Regions from separate parts of the Mus musculus genome. Here regions 2 and 3 are each linked to region 1. Evidence: chromatin contacts called from ENCODE Hi-C or POLR2A ChIA-PET data. All regions are on one chromosome and are shown on one strand. Each heading gives the region's core, a stretch centred on a gene start or an enhancer-like site at or near the end of the contact. The rest is flanking DNA. Distances are from core to core; before and after follow the strand shown.

The links. A loop is a pair of places that touch in the nucleus more often than their neighbours do. ChIA-PET counts read pairs that join two places held with the same protein, here RNA polymerase II (POLR2A).
Region 2: a loop to region 1 is called in a map of T-helper 2 cell, with 2.8 times the contacts of the local background. The contact joins the promoter of Laptm5 here to the promoter of Pum1 in region 1. A Hi-C loop is called at or near these places in 2 of 37 maps with a recorded cell type or tissue (T-helper 1 cell and T-helper 2 cell).
Region 3: POLR2A ChIA-PET joins it to region 1 with 82 read pairs in embryonic stem cell. The contact joins the enhancer-like site here to the promoter of Pum1 in region 1. POLR2A ChIA-PET finds 5 or more read pairs at or near these places in 5 of 5 experiments (Patski and embryonic stem cell).

The regions. Positions count from the first base shown.
Region 1 is chr4:130,660,906-130,665,892 of GRCm38, reverse strand. It overlaps Pum1 (pumilio RNA-binding family member 1), which reads right to left and starts at 2,572. Exons shown (of 22, transcript NM_030722.3): 1 at 2,426-2,572.
Region 2 is chr4:130,910,583-130,915,569 of GRCm38, reverse strand. Laptm5 (lysosomal-associated protein transmembrane 5) reads right to left here and starts at 2,254. Exons shown (of 8, transcript NM_010686.4): 1 at 2,136-2,254. The coding sequence starts at 2,222. It overlaps Gm38599 (a long non-coding RNA gene), which reads left to right and starts at 1,678. Exons shown (of 5, transcript XR_001784452.2): 1 at 1,678-1,795.
Region 3 is chr4:130,518,029-130,523,015 of GRCm38, reverse strand. No RefSeq gene overlaps it. Among named protein-coding and RNA genes, the nearest start is that of Nkain1, 54 kb to the left of the region's middle. Within about 2 kb of position 2,660, at least 1 of the 3 ENCODE cell types and tissues checked has a DNase peak (open chromatin) inside an H3K27ac peak, as active enhancers do.

The DNA.
Region 1 (4,987 bases), core at 1,323-3,822:
AATCATCAAGAGGATTCATAAAATAGTAAATGTAGTATTTTCTAACATAAAAGAACTGCGAAAAGTTACCTATGAATTTTCAAATTAAGAAAAAGTTAGCCGTGGTGGCGCACGCCTTTAATCCCAGCACTTGGGAGGCAGAGGCAGTTGAACTCATTTCTGAGTTCCAGGACAGCCAGGACTACACAGAGAAACCCTGTGTGTGTGTTGGGGGGGGGGGGGAGTTTAGCTGGCCAGTGGCTGTGCAGTCAGGAGTCTGAGGCTGAGCCAGATGAACCTCGAGTTCGAGGTCAGCCTGGTCTACAGAGTGAGTTCCAAGATAGCCAGAGCTACACAGAGAAACCCTGTCTCAAAAACTAATAAATAAATAAGCAAATGATAAGAGATTGTCCCTGAAAGCAATCTCATTCTAAAATATAACTGGGGAAGGGTCACTTACAAAAATATTAGAACAAAACAATTGGCCTCTTTAAGGCTGTCTGGAAGCCCTGAGACTTCCTGGTTTACCCAATGAGGCAAGGCAGTTTCTCAAACACGGGAGAGCCTGGCAAGAGGGACAACTGAAAAGTGAGCAAACACCTCAGCACTAACATGTGTCTGAGAGAATTCTGTAACATCTTGGCACTGACAGAACAAAAACTAATAATCTGTCACCTAAGTACCAGAAAACAAGAAACTGATGGTACCTTTTAGGGTCTCTCAACACTCACTAAGAAATTATGTGCAGTATTTAAAATTTGATTTTTTTAAGCAAATGACCTATCGTTTAGAAACAAATATTTTAAGCAATGCAATGAAGTAGCAAGCCTAGTCTAGTACTTCCTAGCTTTCACACTGTCAAGATCACAGTGGAGTTTGTTTTTACTTTTTCTTTTTAATATCACTAATAGTACTTTTCTTTAAACAAAACAGCATGGTTTAATCTATCTCCATTCACTAAGATGCTCAGGGCTGATAGGTGTTTATTTTTACTACACTGAACAAACCTTCTGTGGACATAAATTTATCTTAAAGCAGTTCACAGACTCAAACTAAACAAATCCCAACTTCAAAAAGCTGTGGCCTTAGACAAGATGAACTCAAGCGTGGAAAGACAAAATACTAGAAGTTCAGAATCCAGTATTTCCAAACCTTCAGATAAAGATCCGCAGCCCCTAGTGTTTTACAAAGTTACAATGAGCAAAGGGTCAAAATGGTTTACTAAAAACCCTGAAGGAAGCTGCTTATCTTAAAAGGAGAGCCACATTAGTAACTTTTACACCAAAGCAAACAGCTCAAGCTACAATCCTACCTTCAGAAGTAACTGGCTTTAAAAACTGAACGCCCAAAAGCCCTCATAAATCATCTTAATAATCCCAGTAATTAATGGGGTGAGCAAAATGATCAAGTGTAACGAAGCGTTATCGTAATTTGCACAATGAAAACGAACAATCCTTCAAAGTTATGGTGGGGATAAAGCCTTCTCTGGTCATCTATGTGGGAGTTCCTCGCGATGTGGGAGGGGAGCTCTTGGGAAGAGGGGTGAGCTTCACTGGAGAAAAGTTACTGGAGTGTTCCTCCCTTAACGTGGGAGTGGTACTGACGAGTCAAACAAATGACCCATGTTTACCCACCGCGTTCGTGAGGACCGAAACTGTAGCACTGTGTAGCTATCTACATGTTTGTCCTACTACCTGCTGAAAGCCCCTTGGAGAGGGAAGCACACCAACACAGGGAGGATCAGAGAGGAAGAACACCCCCTCCTCAAGGGGGAGGAAAACACACACAAGCTCTCACAGAAACAAAAGGCCACAAGGAACCCAGGCGCTTAAAAAGCGATCCGAAACTTCCTGATGGTCACCTCTCCATATTTCAAGGCTTGCAAGATCGCCCACTCCCCCACCACCATGGGGGGCTCGCCCGAGGACCGTGGCCCACCGCCCGCTTTCTAAAGCCTTGTATTGTTCCTCCCTCGGCGCTGCCACGGAAGCTCCAGCCAAGTCCAAGGAGCCCGCGGGACCACAGAATCTCCACTCCGCGGCCACAAGAGAGGACCTGGGGCTGCTCAGATCCATCCAAAAAATAAATAAATAAATGCAGGGGAGGAAGGAAAAAAAAAAAAAAAGAAGCCGAGCCGAACGGCAACACCAACCTCTAGGGACTCCCGGCAGGGCCGAACGGAGGCACGGAGCCGCCGGCAGCCGCGGGCGAGCCGGGCCCCGGCCGCGGCCCGCTCCCCACCCCCTCCTCGCGGATAACAATAGGGCCTCGCTGCCGCCTCCCAAACACGTACGAGCGGAGCGAGCGCGGTGCCTCCGCCAGGCCCGGCGGCGTCTCTAAGCCCTTTCTCGCCCCGCCAACCGCTGCCAAACGCCAATACGAGAGGCGCATCGGCTCGCTGGGGGTTCGGAGCACGGTTTGGGGCCACCGGGGCGCGGATACTCACGGGCGGAGCGGTAGGATGAAGATGGATTCCGGCCCCCCGATCTTCGCTCGCCGGCGCTCTCGCTCCCCCTTACCTTTCACTCCGACAACATGGCGGCCCACTGGGGACTGGGCTGACGCGGTGCATCATGGGAGCGGCGCCGGCGCCGGCCCCAGCTCCGGCGGTGGCAGCGGCGTGTGCGGAGCGGGCGGGCGGGCGGGCGGCTCTGGAACAGGTTGCCCGGTTGCCATGCCAACGGCAGGGCCTGTGTGAACTCGGGGAAACTCGCAGGCCACACAACCGCTGTGCCCGCCCGCTGGGGCGAGCGCGCGCCGCCGCCGCGGAGGGAGCGGGGTGGGAGGCACGGGAGCGCGCACGGAGTGCCCGGGCTGCCGTGGGGGGGAGGGGACGCCAACCTGGGGCTGTGCCTGAACCTTGGCACAGCCTGGCCAGTGTCTGGGTTCGAACCCCTTCTAGCCCTCTGGCTCCTGGCCTTTTTGCATCTTTTCCTGCCTCGTTTCCCCAGTGTAACATACAAAAGAAAAGAGCAACAGAACGACCATGCTGATGGAGGGCAGGACCTCAACCTAATTTGCAGGATCTGGAGCGCAATGACAATGGCAGGACCCTTGTTCAAAGGTCATTAGAAATATCAAGATGGAAACTAAGCAAATTAAGCTGAGAACTAGAAGCCAGAGGTGTTTGCAAGCACTCCATTTCAGTTGATTGGTTGGTTGGTTTAAAGATGCATTTGTATGTGATTACACTGTCCTACCTTCAGACATACCAGAAGAGGGTGTCAGATCCCATTACAGATGGTTGTAAGCCACCATGTGGTTGCTGGGAATTGAACTCAGTACCTCTGGAAGAGCAGTCAGTGCTCTTAACCAATGAGCCCTCTCTCCAGCCCTGGTTTGGTTTTTATTGTGACAGGGTCTTTTGTTGTAGCTCTGGCTGGGCTGCTCTCTAACCTACTGAAATCCACCTGTCTCTGCCTTCAAGAACCGTTCAATTTTTTTTTTTTTTTTTTTTTTTTTTTTTAGGTTTTTTAGGCTTTTTAAATTCTTTTTGATTTTTCAAGACAGAGTTTCTCTGTGTAGCCCTGGCTGTTCTGGAACTCCCATTGTAAACCAGGCTGGCCTCAGAACTCACAGAGATATCCCCACCTCTGCCTCCTGAGTATTGGGATTAACAGCCTATGCCACCACCACCTCGCTTTTTTTTTTATTTCTGTTTTTGAGATAGGGTGTCATAGAGCCAGGCTGCCCTCAAACTCACTGTGTAGCTAAGGATTACCTTGACCCCCTGAGCCTACTTCCATACCTTCCTTCTGTTACTACAGACATACCAAATGTAGGACTTCACATATGCCAGGCAACACCCTACCAAACAACTGAGCTACATCCCCCCCCACCAGGTCTCGATATTCAAACTCAAGAACATACTCTATTCAGAAAGCCAGCTTGTAACCAGACCTGAAATTCCTTAACTGAACCTTCATTTCCCACACTGCTAACAATGCTTTGTGAAATCAAGTAGATAATGCATTTAGCTCCATCAGGCCAAGGCCCTGGACAGTACTGAATAGCCATAGTATGCAAGCACACAGGAGGAAGAAAGATGACAGATATGAGAAAATTACACCTTTTAGCTTCTTACCAGACAACTCTGGGCTCCATGCTTTCGTCCTGAGAGCCATAGTTAATTCTTTACTTTCTTTTTTTTTTTTTTTTTTTTTTTGTTTGTCTGGTTGGTTGATTCAGTTTGGTTTTTTTGGTTTCTCAGGACAGGGTTTCTCAGTAAAGACCTGGCTGTCCTAGAACTTGCTCTGTAGAGCAGGCTGGCCTCAAACTCAGTGGTCCAACTGCCTCTGCCTTCCGAGTGCTAAGATTAAAGATGGTCCCACCGCTGTCCCGCTTAGTTTCCTTAGGTTGAACTTCAGCTTCCGTCATCCATTTGGTAAGACTTTAATGCTGGTTTAGCCATAGACAGGAGATATTCGTCTTGAGGACTCACTAGTCAATCAGATGAGGCAATCCCAGCGGAGTAAACATCACCCATCTCTGATCTTGTTAAAGAAATTTACTTTCAAAGGCTCTAAGACACAAACCCAACCCCAGAATAACCCTATCAGAGCACAGCCTCCAGCAGACTCTTGAGACCACTGTTATCAAGTGTTTACCAGTGTGACATATGCTGCCCTCAGACTCTTACTCATTATCCAACTTAAAATTTCCAAACTAGGGCTGCAGAGATGGCTCAGTGGTTAAGAGCACTGACTGCTCTTTTAAAAAAAATTTCTGGGGTTGGGAATTTAGCTCAGTGGTAGAGCACTTGCCTAGCAAGCGCAAGGCCCTGGGTTTGGTCTTCAGCTCTGGAAAAAAAAAAAGACAAAAAATTTCTGCCAGTCGTGGTGGCACATGCCTTTAATCCCAGCACTTGGGAGGCAGAGGCAAGAGAATTTCTGAGTTTGAAGCCAGCTTGGTCTTCAGAGTGAGTTCCAGGACAGCCGGGGCTACACAGAGAAACCCTGTCTCAAAAAAAACCAAAAGAAACAAAAAAATTCCAAACTAAAATAAACAA
Region 2 (4,987 bases), core at 1,005-3,504, 250 kb before region 1:
CAGACTGCACAATCATGGCTCAAAGTCTAGGGACCTGGAACGGTGGCTAGGAGGTGACCTTCTTAACACAATGCAAAGAATGACCAAGCCCCAAATAACACTGGAGCACCAGAGGAAAGGCTCAAAGGCTCAACTTCACACAAAGTCACTTCCTCCCCCCACCAACTGTCTCAGTAGGGTCCGGAACCTGGCATACCTCGGGCACACCAGCTCCTCATCCACACTCCCCCTCCCACACTACAGTATCCCCACCTGTGACACTCACTCCAGGAAGCCTTCCCTGATCGCTTGACCCACAGTGTCCTGATCTTTATGGAAACGGGACATCACTCATGCACCCACAGCTGAGGTGCTTAGACCGCATGAATAAAAAGAAAACCCAATGGTTGCACGATGCAGCCTGCCAGGTTTATTTACTTTTTAATATGTTTATGCTCTTCTGAGATGCCAGCCAATCAGACAGGAAACATTTCTCTGCAAGACAGGAGCAGAGCCACCAGAGCAGATGGAGCAAGGGTTCCAGCGACCGCAAGCCCCTCCACCCCACTGAAGCCACTTAGTGACCCACCCCCACCTCCAGCATACTGCAAACGTCTAAGTTCAAAGATCCCATCCACAGCCCCTGGTCTCCACTTTAGATAGGGAAGCAAGCCCCAAGCCGGGTTTTCCCAGGAGCTCAAACAGCTGGCTCTGGCAGAGCTGGCATAAGGACCCTTGTCACGTCCTTCCCAGAATGGTGTGCTATCTCAGCAATGACAATCTGAAAGAATTGATGCCGAGACAGAGTGCCACCGCCCCTCTCAGCTCCTGTGCTGGCTGAGGCTGTACAGGACAGACTCTGAGTCTCCCCATCCCCCATGCCAGGCCCTAGAACAGTGGTTCTCAACCTATGGGTTGAGACCTTTTTGACAACTCTTTATCTAAAAATATATTTACATTATGATTCATAACAGTAGTAAAATTATGGTTATGAAGTAGCAATGAAAATAATGTTACGGTTGGGGAGGGTGGGGTCACCACAACGTGAGGGACCGTATTTAAGAGTCGCAACATTAGGAAGGTTGAGAACCCCTGCTTTCGGTGGACAGGTGGGTCAAGACACACTCATGGAAAGGCAGGGGACCATGTTGCACATGTCCCTCATGCTTTATAGATATCAACTTCACCCACACAGCCACCCAACACACAGCTCTTATCATCCTCATCTTCTGTTTTGATCTAAAGAAACAGGCTCAGAGAGGTTCAACAAGTCATGTGAGACTGCACAGCAAAGGCTGGGAATGGGGGAGGGGGGCAGGGAGGTGCACACAAGAGCTTCAGGACAGAACTGGTTTGTACCACTGCCTGGTGCCACACGGCCTGTGGCCGGAAGCAGATGTCACCAGGCTCTGCGCAGCAGCCTACGGATTTAGGTTGATTTTGAGGAAGCTCTTCCAGGCCCAGGAGAGCTGTTAGCCACAGGTTCTGTCTGAGTCACTGAAGCCAAGAAATGTTTGGGCCTCAGAGAGCTAAGTGTGGCCAGGGGCAGGGGGTGAGGGGTAAATCCCAGCAGAAGAGAACAGAGACTCCAACTTTAGGCCACTCCAAAGGGAGAGCCTTATCCCTGGTCACTAAGACTGGACCTGGGGTCACACTGTGACAATGACAGCCACTGTGACATGCTGGCTGCCCCCCACCACCCCCAAGCAGTTCCCCAGCCACAAAGCTTAAGCCATCCTTGAAGGGAGAAGGTGGCAGCTTGACTGAGCTGTGAGCTGAGAGGAAGCAGTCGCTGGTTCCCAGTAGAAGTCCAAAGGTAAACCCAGACCCCAGACTAGGAAAGGGCCCAGAAAGCCCTACACCCGGGCCTGTGTGGAGCTTGGCATCCTGGAACAATCCCAACCTGCACTCCTCCCCGTTGCCAGCCTGCCTTTCTCTTTGCACAGCCACAACCAAAAGGGCACTATTCTGTTCAACTCCACAGGGAACTACTAAGGCCCAGAGTAGCACAGGGCTTGTCCAGGGTCCCACAGACAAGTAATAGGTAGCAATCCCCCAGTTGGAAGGTCTCAGTGTGTCCTCACGCACACACACACACACACACACACACACACACACACACACACACCAAACACCCCAGACTCCCCAATACTCACTATGTGGTAAATGGCCAGGGCTATGGTGGCGACTCGGATGTTGAAACAACAGCATGTCTGTCTGACCGGCGCTGCACGGGAGGCCATGGTGCGCAGTCCCCTCTTCGGAGGCTCTGAGTAAGGAGTCTTGGGCCCACAGCAGAACAAAAAAGAGGAAGCCACAGGCTGCCTGCCTCACTTCCGCCTTGCCCTCAGACGGTAGGGGCCAGGTCTGTAAGTCTGGGTTGTAGCAGCTGCAGGGGAGGGAAGGGGGGGGGGGGTCACAGGGAGCCCGACTGAGGCATCTACCACTCCCAGGGGCTCCAATGCTTCACCAGGGCTGGGCTCCGCATTTATATGCACTCTGCTTCCTGGATGCTGAACACCGCCCTAGAAGCCCTTTTCTAGAAAAAGAATCCGATATGGAAATCTGTCCCTAATCAAACAGTAGTTCTAATGGAAGGATTCAAACTCAAATGTGTCTGGTTGTAAAAACAGTAGCTGTCAGTAAACTGCTCCTTCGAGATCCTGTGAAGCTTAGCTCCTTACCTGGGCTGTTCCAGGGAGGGACTGTTGGTTTGGTTTGGTTTGGTTTGGTTTGGTTTGGTCTGGTCTGATTTGGTTTGGTTTGCGGGGGGAGGGGGGGGGCAGGGTTTCTTTGTAGAGCCCTGGCTGTCCTGGAACTCACTCTGTAGAGCAGGCTGGCCTCAAACTTATAGAGATCTGCCTGCTTCTCCCTACCAAGTGTTGGGATTAAAGGCGAATACTGTCACTTCCCAGGAGGAGGTGCTATTCTTATCCCCATTGCACAGATGAAAAAACTGAGGCACAGGATGAAGCCATTTCTCCCTTGCAGTCACCAAGATAGTCTAAAAAGGAGTGGGAACTGGAACGGAGGCCAACTGCCTCTAGAGTAGTAATTCTCAACCTGTGGATCATAACCTGTCCAGGGGTCGGCCGACCCTTTCATGGGAGTCACATATCAGATATTCTGGATATCAGATATTTACATTACAACTCATAGCAGAAGTAAAATTACAGTTATGAGGTAGCAACAAAACATAATTTTATGGGTGGGGATCACCACAGCATGAGGAACTAACTGTGTTAAAGGACCACAGCACCAGGAAGGTTGAGAACCGCTGCCCTAGAGGCCCTCCCTGAAGCTGGGCTTCTCACACATCTCCATCTCCTCCTCACTCTGGGCTCTGAAGAATTGTCACATGGGAAGCCATAGGCATGAGTGTGTACCAGGCCCCTGTAATAGGCTCTTTCTCTTGTGGTCTGTAACCCCTGGAGGAGATCTGGGAGACCCCTGGCCGAACCCGCTTTGCAGGGTCCCTCGAGACAGAAACCTGGGATTGTGCGTTCTTCCCCACTCTCTAAGAAACGTTGGAATTAGTAAGTTTGAGACTCTTCCCTGACTTAAGACTCTTCCCTGATGTCTCAGGGGATAAATGACCCACGCTGCAATAAAGGAAGGGACAAGAAGCCCTTGCTCAGACCTGTGGGAAGCCCCAAGCAGGTGTCCTGTGACACTGTGGAGTTTGGATTGGACACCACAGCATTTTTTGCCCCAGGAGAGATTAGAAACGGCCCCCAGCATACTCATCTTGAAAAGAGTTGTCCTGTCAGGGCAACAAAATCAGGCAGGTTGAGCACTGGGGGGATAGCTTAATCGATAGAGTATTTGCCAAGCAAGCTTGAGGACCTGAGGTCCTGAGTTCAGGTTCCCAGCACACGTGTGCTGGCTTGGTAAGGTGGCCCATCTGCAATCCGGTAGGTGAACTCCGGGTTGAGTGAGAGAACCTGTCTCCAAAACTAATATGGAGAGCCATTGAGAAAGACACTCAGAGTCAACACCTGGCTTACACACACACACACACACACACACACACACACACACACACACAAGCTCCTGGCAGACCTGGTCATCCCTTCAATACTTCATTTGAAAGTCACTTTCTTCTTCAAAAGTCTTGCTGAGCCCTGACATAAAAGGACTCGTAGCCTGGGTTCGAATCCTGACAACTTCCAGCTGGGTAAGGAGAGCAGCAGAGGGACCAGGGTGGATGCCCTGGAGTAGAACTGAGCACTTCTGGGAAACCCCAAGGCCCCTGGGATCTGATGGCTGGAAAGGTGATGGACAGACACAAATCATGACAGACAGCCTGCGGTAATACTACCGTGGTCTGGAGAGCCAGGTGCAGAGCCGGTTCCGAGGAGAGGGATAAGGCATACCTACCCTGTGTGACATCAGTTTAAACAATCTGCAGACAGACAATTTTGCTTTTATAGTGATAAATTTATTTTAATGTGCCTTATAAAAATACATGATAGCCAGCCCATGAATTCTATGACTCCTCCTTGACAAGACCTTATAAAGCTCCAGTTTAAAACAGACACATTAAATTAAAAGGCAGTTGGTGGATTTAAAGGAAATAGTAAGGAGGTCTTGCCTGCATGTAGACATGGCGGCTACAACCCAGCTTGAAATCTCGGGCCCCTGGGAAAGCCCAGCCCCTCCCAGTTGCTGCATTATCTCAAGAACAGAGCTTGGCCTCTCTGAGCTGCTGTTTCCACACTGCAGAGGCTGCGGGGCAGACGAAGTGAGGGGGGGGGGGCGGTCACAGGAAGCATCTGTTGGCTTCCGCTCTGGCAGTCCCGCCCACCCCTTCATCTACACCCTGCTGGAGGGCTGTGAGGAGACAGAGGTGAGATTTGAACCCAAGTCCCCCACAGACACACACACACACACACACACACACACACTCCCTCCTTACACTGTCTACCTGCCAAGACCTGGAGTCCCTTGCTCCTGGCTGGGTCACCTGACTCCACAGGCTAGTGACTCCCTGTGGAGGCCACAGTCC
Region 3 (4,987 bases), core at 1,411-3,910, 140 kb after region 1:
TCCCAAGTGGTGAAAGTAAAGATGTGGGCCCCTATACCCAGTTCTCTGCTTGCTTGCTTGCTTGCTTGCTTGCTTCTTTCCTTCCTTTTTTTCCTCTCCCTCCTTCCCTTCCTTCCTTTGGCAGGGTTTGCTGTCCTGTTCAGGCTCTCTTGAACTCCTGGGTCTAAGCATTGAACCTGGACCATAAGCATGTGTCATCACAGCTCCAAATTCTTAGGCAATGTCTTCCCAATCATTGAGAGTTATCCAGCCTTCAAAAATGCTAAAAATCTGGGCTGAAGCAATGGCTCAGCAGTTAAGAGCACTTGCTGGTCTTGCAGAGGACTTGAGTTAGGTTCCCAGCATACACATGGCTGCTCATAGTTTCAGGGGATCCAGTGCCCTCTTCTGACCTCCTTGGGCACCAGGAACACACATGGTGCAGATATGCATGTAAGCAGAGCATTCATGCATAAGAGAGTAAATACATCTTTTTTAACCAAAAAAAAATGTGCATATATACTGAAAACTGGGAGTGGGCGCCATGGTACATTCCTTTAATCCCAGCACTCGGAAGGCAGAGATAAGGGGATCTCTGTGAGTTCAAGGGCAGCCTGGTCTACACAGTGAGTTCCAGGACAGCCAGGGCTAAACAGTGGAATCCTGTCCTGATAAAACAATAACAAAAAAACAACCAATCAAACAAAAGAAGATAAAAAGTAAAGAACGGTTTGGTTGGGGATCTTAGGCCCTGGATAAATCCTGGTTGGACTGTACAAAGCTGTGCTGATATGGCCATGTCACCACATGAACTCCTCAGAGACATAGCTGTGAGACAGAGAGAAGGAACATTAGTCCCCAAAGCCAGAACCAACAAGCTTTGCAATTGTTCCATTGCAAACTGTCTCTGTGGCCTGGGCCTGTGTTTCTGATTCCCTGCTGGTCCTGCCTTAAGTGCTGGCTGCATTTCATACTCAGTTGAGACCCAGCAGCGTTTCCTACCTGCCCAGGTACTGTTGACTTGGGATCTTCATCCTATGTAATACCCTACATACATCTTTGTCTGTCTTCATGTGCTATTCACGGAGAGCAGGCCCACAGTGGCCCTGGGACCTAGCTGTGAAAAGAACTGCTGCCAGAAGTCAAGAGTCAGGTAGTGGGGAGCACTCGGGAGGCAAGAGGCAGAGACAGGCAGATCTCTGTGAGTACGAGGCCAGCCTCAACTACAGAGCAATTTTCAGGACAGCCGGGGCTGCTACGGAGAAAAGGGGGAAAAAGTTACCACGTACTCTCAGAGTGCCAAGCTAATGTCCTTCGGTCTTCCGCAGTGACCCTGTAGGGTGGTTTGAATAGGAATGACCTTCACAGACTGCAGAATATTGATGTGTTTGAGTACTCAGCCATAGGGAGTGGCACCCTTAGGAGGTATGGCCTTGTTAGAGGATGCATGTGTCACTGTGGAGATGGTCATATAGGCTCAGTGTATGCCAGTGGGGCACAGTCTCCTGCTGCTTGGCTCCTCCAGCAGCATGTCTGCCTGCACACTGCCATGCTTCTCACCATGACAATAATGGACTAAACCTCTAAGCTGTAAGCCAGCCACAAGTAAAGGTTTCCTTTTATGAGAGATGCCATTCCGTGGTCATGGTAAATCTTCCCAGCAATGAAACCTTAACCAAGACACTTTGTGAAGCAACTGCTATGTATATTTCCCCTCGTAGAGAAAGGAAAAGAAACCCAGGCATAATGATGTGGGTGGTAAAGTTCTTGGGAGGATAAATCCTGTTATATTTTCATATGTACACAGTTTCGGGGCTGGAGAGATAGCTCCCGGGTTGAGAGCACACTGGCTGCTCTTGCAGAGGATCCGATTTTGGTACCCAGAACCACATCAGGCAAATCACTGTTAGAGCTGCCTGTAACTCCAGCTCCAGAAGACCCAATGATTCTGACCTCTGTGGACACTTCAACTCACTTACATAGCCCACAAATAGAGACATACTTAAAAATTAAAAATAATAAAATAGATTTTAAAGGATATAGTTCTACATGAGACCTTGAATACTCTAGGACTCATTTGCCTGGCTTTCTTTTCCTTTCTATAGGAGGGGAAGTATACATAGCAGTTGCTTCACAAAGTGTCCTGTTAAATGTTTCATTGCTGTGAAGATTCACCATGACCGCGGCAACTCTTAAAAAAGAAAACACACTACATGGCACCCAGGACCCTAGTGCGGCCTGCAGGGCAGCAGGGCTGCTGCGGAGCTTGCTACCAGACTCCTCCAGGCCATCTGCTTGCTCGGTCTTCCCTCCCGCCCTTCCCCCACTTAGAGGACCTTGCCGCTCCCAGCCTTGGTTTTGCCCATCCCGCCAATTTTCTTCCCTCCAAGTCCATGCCTCCTTAGGGCAGAGGTCTAAAACTCCCGCCCATCTCTGCCTTCTGAGACAGAACACCACCTTCCAAAAACCTCTCTCAACCTCTCTTGGGGCCCCACCCTAGCTCCTCTTCTAGAAAAGAAGCAAACCTGCCTCATCTACCTCGGTTCCGCCCCTAGATAGGCCCCGCCCATCCGTTGCTCATCGCCACGCCCCTAGACGGGCCCCTGCCCCCACTATCCAATGCACTCGCTAGCTCGCTAGGCTCCGCCTTTTGGACCCGCCCACGACCGGCTCCTCCTAGACCCGCCCCCTGTGCTTCTCCAGCTCCTCCTGGCTCAGCCCCACCTAGACCCCACCCCGCTTCTTCTTTGTTCCCACTGGGAGCGGCTCCTTTTCGGGGAAATGAGGATTTCTTTCAGCTTGGCGGGTCTGAAGTCCAGTTCTCGCTGGTTCCGGGACGCCCGGGCATGCTCGGTGTAAGAGGTGTGTGAGGGCGCTGGGCCAGGCCTTCCTTTGTTCCCGACAACATTCACTAGAATGCCCAGCCCTCCTACCTGTGGAGTCCGGATTATGCAGCAAGGAAACTGATCGCCTTGTGACCCCTGGCCTGGGCCACCTGCTTCTTGCTGCAGGTGGGAGCAGAGAATTCTGTCCCGGTACGGATCGGAAGGGTACCCAGTGTGCTGGCTGCCGGCTCCTGCCTTCACATGATCTCCATAGAAAAAGCGAACTCCCGCCCCACGCCCCCACCATGTCCCTCAGTCCACCTCTTTCTTCTCTCACTGCCCAATTTATGTCCGGTCCTTGTCTCACCTCCTGTCTTTGATTTCTCAGACACAGCCACACCCTTACCTTCAGGTTTGCTTCTGAAATAATCCCTTAAGGGATTTTTCCAATTACTGTTTTAACAATCGAGCCATAATTGGATGGGAAAAAAAGGCTCTGCGATTAAAAGCACTTGCTGCTCTGGCGAAGAAGCCTAGTTCGGTTCCCAGTACTCATGTTACAGGCTCAGAACACGATTCCGTGAGTTTTCCCCTCCCGGGGAACTTTGTAACTTAGTTTCTCATTTTTATTTCTAATGTCTGAGGTGTTGGGGTTCATACCTTATGGATTTATGGATTGGGGTAAGGACTCCCATCACTGAGGTACATCCTAGCCCCGTTTTTCTTCACTTTGTGCATTCTCTATCAGGGGTGGGGAGGAAGCCAGAAGCGGTGTCAGGTTCCCTAAAATAAGTTACAGACACTTGTGAACTACTATGTGGATGCTGAAAATCAAACCCTGGTCTTCTGCAAGAGCAGTAAGTGTTCCTTTTTTTTTTTTTAATTTATTTTATGCATGTGAGTACACTGTAGCTGTCTTCAGACACACCAGAAGAGGGCATCAGATCCCATTACAGATGTTTGTGAGCCACCATGTGGTTGCTGGGAATTGAACTCAGGACCTCTGGAAGATCAGTCAGTGCTCTTACTAGGCTGAGCCATCTCTCCAGCCCCTATTCCTGTTTTTAAAGTTTAATTAATGCATTGTCCATGCCTGTTTGTGGGGTGCAGTGATATCTCAGTGTACATGTATAAAATATATCATGAGTTTTATAAATTTTTACAAGTGAAACTTCCTATAATTCGTGCCCTTATAAAAATACAGGAAGCCGGGCGTGGTGGTGCACGCCTTTAATCCCAGCACTGGGTAGGCAGAGGCAGGCGGATTTCTGAGTTTGAGGCCAGCCTGGTCTACAAAGTGAGTTCCAGGACAGCCAGGGCTATACAGAGAAACCCTGTCTCGAAAAAAAAAAAAAAAAAAAAAAAAACAGGAAAAATGTCCCCCAAATTAGAGTAAATAAATAAATTACTGGGGGCTGGAGAGATGTTCAGTGGATAAGAGCACTGGCTGCTCTTCCAGAGGACTGCAGTTTGATTCTCAGCTGCCCACATGGTGGTTCATGCCACTGTCTTTAGTTCTAGTTCCAGGGGATCTGATATACTCTTCTGGCCTTCTGGGCACTCTGCGTATGTTGTACACACACATAAACACCCATCCACATAAATAAAATGGAGCTTTGGGGTCCCTTTCCAGTGACTGTGCACCTCCATCCCCAGCTACTCCTCCAATAACTGTCACCATAGGGAAGGTGATTTTTATTTTATTTTATTTTATTTTATTTTTACATGTTTTGAGACAGAGTTTCTTTTTTTTTTTTCCATTTTTTATTAGGTATTTAGCTCATTTACATTGAGACAGAGTTTCTAACCCTCACTGTCCTGGAACTCACCATGCATGTAGTTCAAAGTGGTCTTAAACTCATAGAGCCTACCTCCAGAATGCTGGGATTAAAAGTGTGTATCATGCCGGGCATGGTGGTGCACGCCTTTAATCCCAGCACTCGGAAGGCAGGCAGATTTCTGAGTTCGAGGCCAGCCTGATCTACAAAGTGAGTTCCAGGACAGCCAGAACTATACAGAGAAACCCTGTCTCAGAAAAAAACAAAACAAAACAAAAAAAAGTGTGTATCACCAGAAAAAAAAAAAATCTGGGCAGTGATGGCACACACCTTTAATCCCAGCACTTGGGAGGCAGAGGCAGGCAGATTTCTGAGTTCGAGGCCAGCCTGGTCTACAGAGTGAGT